2 separate regions of the Homo sapiens genome follow, and region 1 is linked to region 2. The links are chromatin contacts, found by Hi-C or POLR2A ChIA-PET in ENCODE. All regions are on one chromosome and are shown on one strand. The core of a region is the stretch at or near the end of the contact, and the rest is flanking DNA. Distances in the headings are between cores, read along the strand shown. Region 1 overlaps DPF1 (double PHD fingers 1). Region 2 overlaps SIPA1L3 (signal induced proliferation associated 1 like 3).

The links. A loop is a pair of places that touch in the nucleus more often than their neighbours do. ChIA-PET counts read pairs that join two places held with the same protein, here RNA polymerase II (POLR2A). Pooled maps may share reads with other maps.
Region 1: POLR2A ChIA-PET joins it to region 2 with 11 read pairs in H1. The contact joins two enhancer-like sites. A Hi-C loop is called at or near these places in 3 of 50 pooled maps. POLR2A ChIA-PET finds 5 or more read pairs at or near these places in 3 of 52 experiments (H1, WTC11 and activated CD4-positive, alpha-beta memory T cell).

The regions. Positions count from the first base shown.
Region 1 is chr19:38,208,421-38,211,120 of GRCh38, reverse strand. It overlaps DPF1 (double PHD fingers 1), which reads left to right. Exons shown (of 12, transcript NM_001135155.3): 12 at 1-115. Among named protein-coding and RNA genes, the nearest start is that of DPF1, 14 kb to the left of the region's middle. RefSeq lists an enhancer at 525-1,508. Within about 2 kb of position 1,345, at least 15 of the 41 ENCODE cell types and tissues checked have a DNase peak (open chromatin) inside an H3K27ac peak, as active enhancers do.
Region 2 is chr19:38,092,266-38,094,965 of GRCh38, reverse strand. The region is part of intron 4 of SIPA1L3 (signal induced proliferation associated 1 like 3); the gene reads right to left. Among named protein-coding and RNA genes, the nearest start is that of SNORD152, 69 kb to the left of the region's middle. Within about 2 kb of position 1,250, at least 3 of the 41 ENCODE cell types and tissues checked have a DNase peak (open chromatin) inside an H3K27ac peak, as active enhancers do.

The DNA.
Region 1 (2,700 bases), core at 96-2,595, 120 kb before region 2:
GTCCCCTAATCCAGGAGTGCCCCCTCACTTGTCACCGAGTCTCCTCTATTGCCTGCCTCTGCTGTGAATTAACTTGTTCTGTGTATTAAACTGGGCCTGACCCCTCTGCCCACGACTGCCTCGTTCTCCCGTCTGGTTTGGGGCATCACCAAGAAGGAGGACCGGGGGTCGACGGGCCTTGTTGGGGGTGAGGCGACCAGCCAGCCCCTACCTCCATCCACCTCCTTCTTCCCCTGCCTGCACCCTGCCTCTCCCCGGCTTTGTCCCAGCTCCGCCCTGCTTTGCCAGAAAGGAGGAGAAGGGGGATGGGGTGGAGGGGCTCCCGCCCAGCCAGCTGTGGTTGCCCTGGCAACGGGCTGCTGCAGCTGCAGCGGGCGCAGCCGGGAGGGAGGCGGGAGCCGGGCCGGGGGAAGGGAAGGGCTGGGAAGAGGACGGTGGGTTGGCCCCTCCTGAGGCTGGGGTGGGGAACGGGGGTGTCAGGAGGTGTCATCCCAGACCCAGACATCTCCAGGGGGCTCCGTGTCCTGGATGTGGGGCAAATCAGCGGTGGCGATAAGGTGGAAAGAGAGGCGCTAAGGGAGGGCAGGAGGGTATCTAGACACGGGCACTGGGAGAGAGACTGAGATGTGGGCGACGGGTGGGGGGCGGGAGTGAGGAGTGAGGGAACTAGGACACAGATCAGGAGAGAGAAAGAGACGAGGACAGTCACACAGTTATTGAGAGAATCAGAAAAAAGAGCAAGAGGGTGCAGAAGGGAGAGAGACAGGAGGAAGGACCAGGAGAGAGGAAGGGAGCAGGGGTGAGAAGGAGGTTTAACGGCAGAGAGGGAATAACTAATAAAAAATAGCTGACATGCTGGGAGAGACGGGAGGAGGAGAAGGAGGACGGTGATTGGGGAAGAGCAGCAGCAGATTTAGGGAGAGGTCCTCCAAGAGGGGAGGCAGAGAAGGAGGTAACATCTATCAGGAGAGGGAAGAGTGAGAGGGAGCCACATTGCGGGTGGAGAGAGAGAGACTTGGGATCAGGGGCAGGCAAAGTCCCAGGACAACAGGCAGAGATGGGGAGAGACGCGGGCGGCAGGGGAGAGAAGGAGACAGACTTTAGGGGAACAGCAGAACAATCTGCAGAGAGAGCCGGAGGTATGAGGGACCCAGAAAGATTGGGGAGGAGAGACAGGGATGTCCGAGACGGGCAGAGGAAGCTGGAAACTGGGACACGAAGGGAAGGGCCGGGCCTCAAAGCACAGTTTGGGCGCGACCAGGGGCTGGCGTGCGCGCGAGTTGTGGGGTGCTGGAAGCAGCTGGCGTGGCTCCGGCGCCAGGAGAGGATGTGAGAACAGCCTGTTCCCAGGCTTCCCGCCCCCTTCGCCCGGTGGCGGGGGGAGGGCAGTGCGGGTTGAGGACGGGGCCTCGAGGAGGAGGAGGGCGGAGACAGGGAGGGTGTCTAGAACTCCAGAATTTTTAGGAGATGTGGGAATGGCTGGTCCTGCTCCTCCGGATGCCAGCCCCACGCCTTTTGGAAAAAGACATTTTTTGGAGGGGGCAGGGTCTGAGTCAGAGAAGCACTGGGTTTTAGCTCAGAGATGTGAAACTCCACGACAGGTACATGGGTAAGGGAGGCAGAAAGACCCCACCTGGCCAGCCCCGTCAGGAGGCTAGGCTTCCCTCAAGGGGCTGGACTTCGGGATTTTCAGGAGGAATTTCCTGATTCAGAAACCAGTTTGATCCCGGTTCCCAAAATGCAAATGTTCACCAGGCCAGATGCAGATCTGGGGCGATCAGGGGCTGCTTTCTACCCCCAAAGCATTCACTTGGCAAGTGGCAGCAGGGGTCTGCTCCCACCTCTACAGACAGAAGGGGGAAGAGTGTCCCAAATGCAGCCATGTGGCCAGGGCCAAAGGAGGCAGGGGCCCCTTGTGAGTCTTGCAGCAAAGGACAGATCAACCAAGCTGGAAACCTGGCCTTCCTCATGTGCAATATCCATTAAAAAAAAAAGTTAAGCTGGGCGCGGTGGCTCACACTTGTAATGCAGCACTTTGGGAGGCCGAGGTGGGCAGATCAGTTGAGGTCAGGAGTTCGAGACCAGCCTGGCCAACATGGTGAAATCTCGTCTCTACAAAAACACAAAAATTAGCCGGGTCCCCGTAATTCCAGCTACTCGGGAAGCTAAGGCAGGAGAATCACTTGAACCTAGGACGTGGAGGTTGCAGTGAGCTGAGATTGCACCACTGCACTCCAGCCTGGGTGACAGAGTTTCTGTTTCGAAAAAAAGTTAAAAAAAAAAAAAAAAAGGTTTTTTTAGAGGTAGGATCTTGCTATGTTGTCCAGGCTGGTTTTGAATTCCTAGGCTCAAGCAATCCTCCTGCCTCAGCCTCTCAAAAAGTGCTGGGATTACAGGCATGAGCCACTGCACCTGGCTGAATGTCCAGATTAAAAGTTGGCCACTATTTCTAAGACCCAACACAACCCTCTGGGCTGGGGCTGGCCTTCAGGCCTCCAGTATATGACCTCTGAGGCAGAATCTCACTCTTTTGAACTTAAGGACATTTCACATTCTGAGTGTTGGATTTCTGTCCTTTGGATTCCAAGGAAAAGAAGTTAGCAAGGCAGGTGCCCCTGGTTCTTAGGACATGTGTGTGGTGGTCATGGTGTGGGGGATTTGGGGACAGGAGCAGGAGGAGGGGCCGATGCTGGACCACAC
Region 2 (2,700 bases), core at 1-2,500:
GATTACAGGTAGCTGGGATTACAGGTGTGTGCCACCATGCCCAGCTAATTTTTGTATTTTTAGTAGAGATGGAGTTTTGCCATGTTGACCAGGCTGGTCTCGAACCCCTGACCTCAGGTGATCCACCTGCGTAGGCCTCCAAAAGTGCTGGGATTACAGGCGTGAGCTACCACGCCTGGCAATTAATTTATTTTTAATAGAGATGGGGTCTCGCTACGTTGTCCAGGTTGGTCTCAAATTCCTGGGCTCAAGCAATCTTCCCGCCTCAGCTTCCCAAAGTGCTGGGATTACAGGTGTGAGCCACTGCACCTAGCTGAGTTTTAAATTTTTTAACCTTAAGCAGGAAGCTACATTTTTTTGCTTTTCCCCCTACTTAACAATATGCTTTGGAGATTGTTCATTTAAACATACACACAGCCAGGTGCAGTGGCTCATGCCTGTAATCTCGGCATTTTGGGAAGCCAAAGGAGGAGGGTCACCTGAGCTCAGGAGTTCAAGACCAGCCTGGGCAACATAGTGAGATTCTGTCTCTAAAAATAAAACAAAATTATTAGCCAGGCATGGTGGTGCATGCCTGTGGTCTCAGCTACTTGGGAGGCTGAGGCAGGAGGATCGCTTGAGCCCGGGAATTCGAGGCTGCAGTGAGCTATGACTGCACCATTGCACTTCAGCCCAGGGGACAGAGTAAGACCTTGTCTCAAAAATAAATAAGCAAATACACACAGACACACACACAGTCAGATGTACCTATTGAACAAAAACGGGGTCACACTTGCTTTTTTCACTAATGAAACTTTCCTTTTTCTACTTTGCATACTTATGTATTGTCTAAGTTCTTAATAATGAGCGTTTGGTACTTTTTAAATAAAAAAGAAAAACCAATAAAATAAAAACCCAAATCTCTAACCCTATCAGAACTAAAGCCTGTCAAAAATCACGTGTTCTAGGCCAATGAGAACCACTGGGCCTTGTGGGGGGGTGCCACACAGTTCCTGGCTGGTTGCCATCCCCACTCTGTCCCCAGTGTCCTGGGTGAGACAGTGCCAAAGGGACCTGAGACAGGGCAGCCCTGGCCTGGCGCTCACCCTGTCCAGGCTCTCTGGGGTTTGGACAAGCAGTGCCAAAGCCCAGCTCCAAGTCTGTTCCTGCCTTGGTGGGGAGCCTGGCACTGCCAATGCTCATATCCCATCTGCTGGGAGATGCAGGTCCACTCGAGACTGTCTGCTTGGCGGCTGGGGACGGCCATCTGGGGCAGGCTGGCTGGCTTGGAAGGCAGCCCAGACCTCTCGCTCTGGCCCCTATGCCCTGGTTTACAGGACCCCAAGGCATGTGTGTGTGTGGATATGAGAAGGACAGAACCCCATCCGTGAGCTCAACCTATGCTTCCCAGCATGGGGCTCTGACCTCCTGGGAAGGAACATCGGCTGCAACAGTGGTGCCGATCATAATCACTTCCAGTCAAGTGTCAGGTCCCCCACTGCCTGCTTGGTATGTGCAACCTCACCGAGCCCACAACACAGTTCTGTAAGCTGAGAATTTCCAAGGGGGAAACTGAGGCTCTGAGAGGAAAGGAGCCATGTGCCCAAGGTTCTAGAACTGCTGAGTGGTCAAACTAGGACTCACAGGACGTCTCCAACCCACGGAGCATGGCTCCGCCTCAGGACCTCTGCACTGGCTGTTCGCTCTGCCTGGAATGCTCTTCTTCCAGTTGTCCACACGGCTCCCTCTCCCCTCCTCTAGGTTTACTCCAGTGTTACCTTCCCAGTGATGCCTCCCTTGACCTTCCTGTTAAAAATCTAAGCACCTGGGCCAGGTGTGGTGGCTCATGCCTGTAATCCCGGCACTTTGGGAGGCTGAGGCGGGTAGATCACCAGGTCAGGAGATTGAGACCATCCTGCCTAACACAGTGAAACCCCGTCTCTACTAAAAATACAAAAAATTAGCAGGGTGTGGTAGTGGGAGCCTGTAGTCCCAGCTACTCAGGAGGCTGAGGCAGGAGAATGGCGTGAACCTGGGAGGCGGAGCTTGTGGTGAGCAGAGATCACGCCACTGCCCTCCAGCCTGGGGAACAAAGCTAGACTCCGTCTCGGGAAAAAAAAAAAAAAAAAAAAAATCTAAGCACCTGCCACACTCATCATTCCTCCTTGCTTTGTCCCCCACCTTGTCACCATGGGAAGCACCTACAGCATAATTTGCTAAGGTGTTCTGCGTCCTTTTGTCTCCCCCTCAAACACCCAGTCTCACGAGCATCTTTGCTGCCTTGTTTGCTACGGTACCCTCCATGCCCAGCATAGAGCTGGGACGGGGGAACGCTGAGCAAATGTCTGTGGAATGGATGGATCCCAGGCCTGTGGCTGTGAGACTCAAAGAGTCCCCGTGCTGTCATCAGGGATGGATCAGAGTCCCCCACGGCTAGTTTTGTAGGTGCTGGGGGTGGGAAGTGGACGGGAGCAGGTACACACTGGGAATGGCATCAAGCCAGTTTCAAACTTAGTGAACAGGAAATCACAGCAAAAAATTATATAACCCAGTATCCATGCACTAAAGTCTCACGACTCTCAGTATGTGTGACATAGTCTGGGTTTTTTTTTTTTTAATATTATACTTTAAGTTCTAGGGTACATGTGCACAACGTGCAGGTTTGTTCCATAGGTATTACATGTGCCATGTTGGTTTGCTGCACCCATTAACTTGTCATTT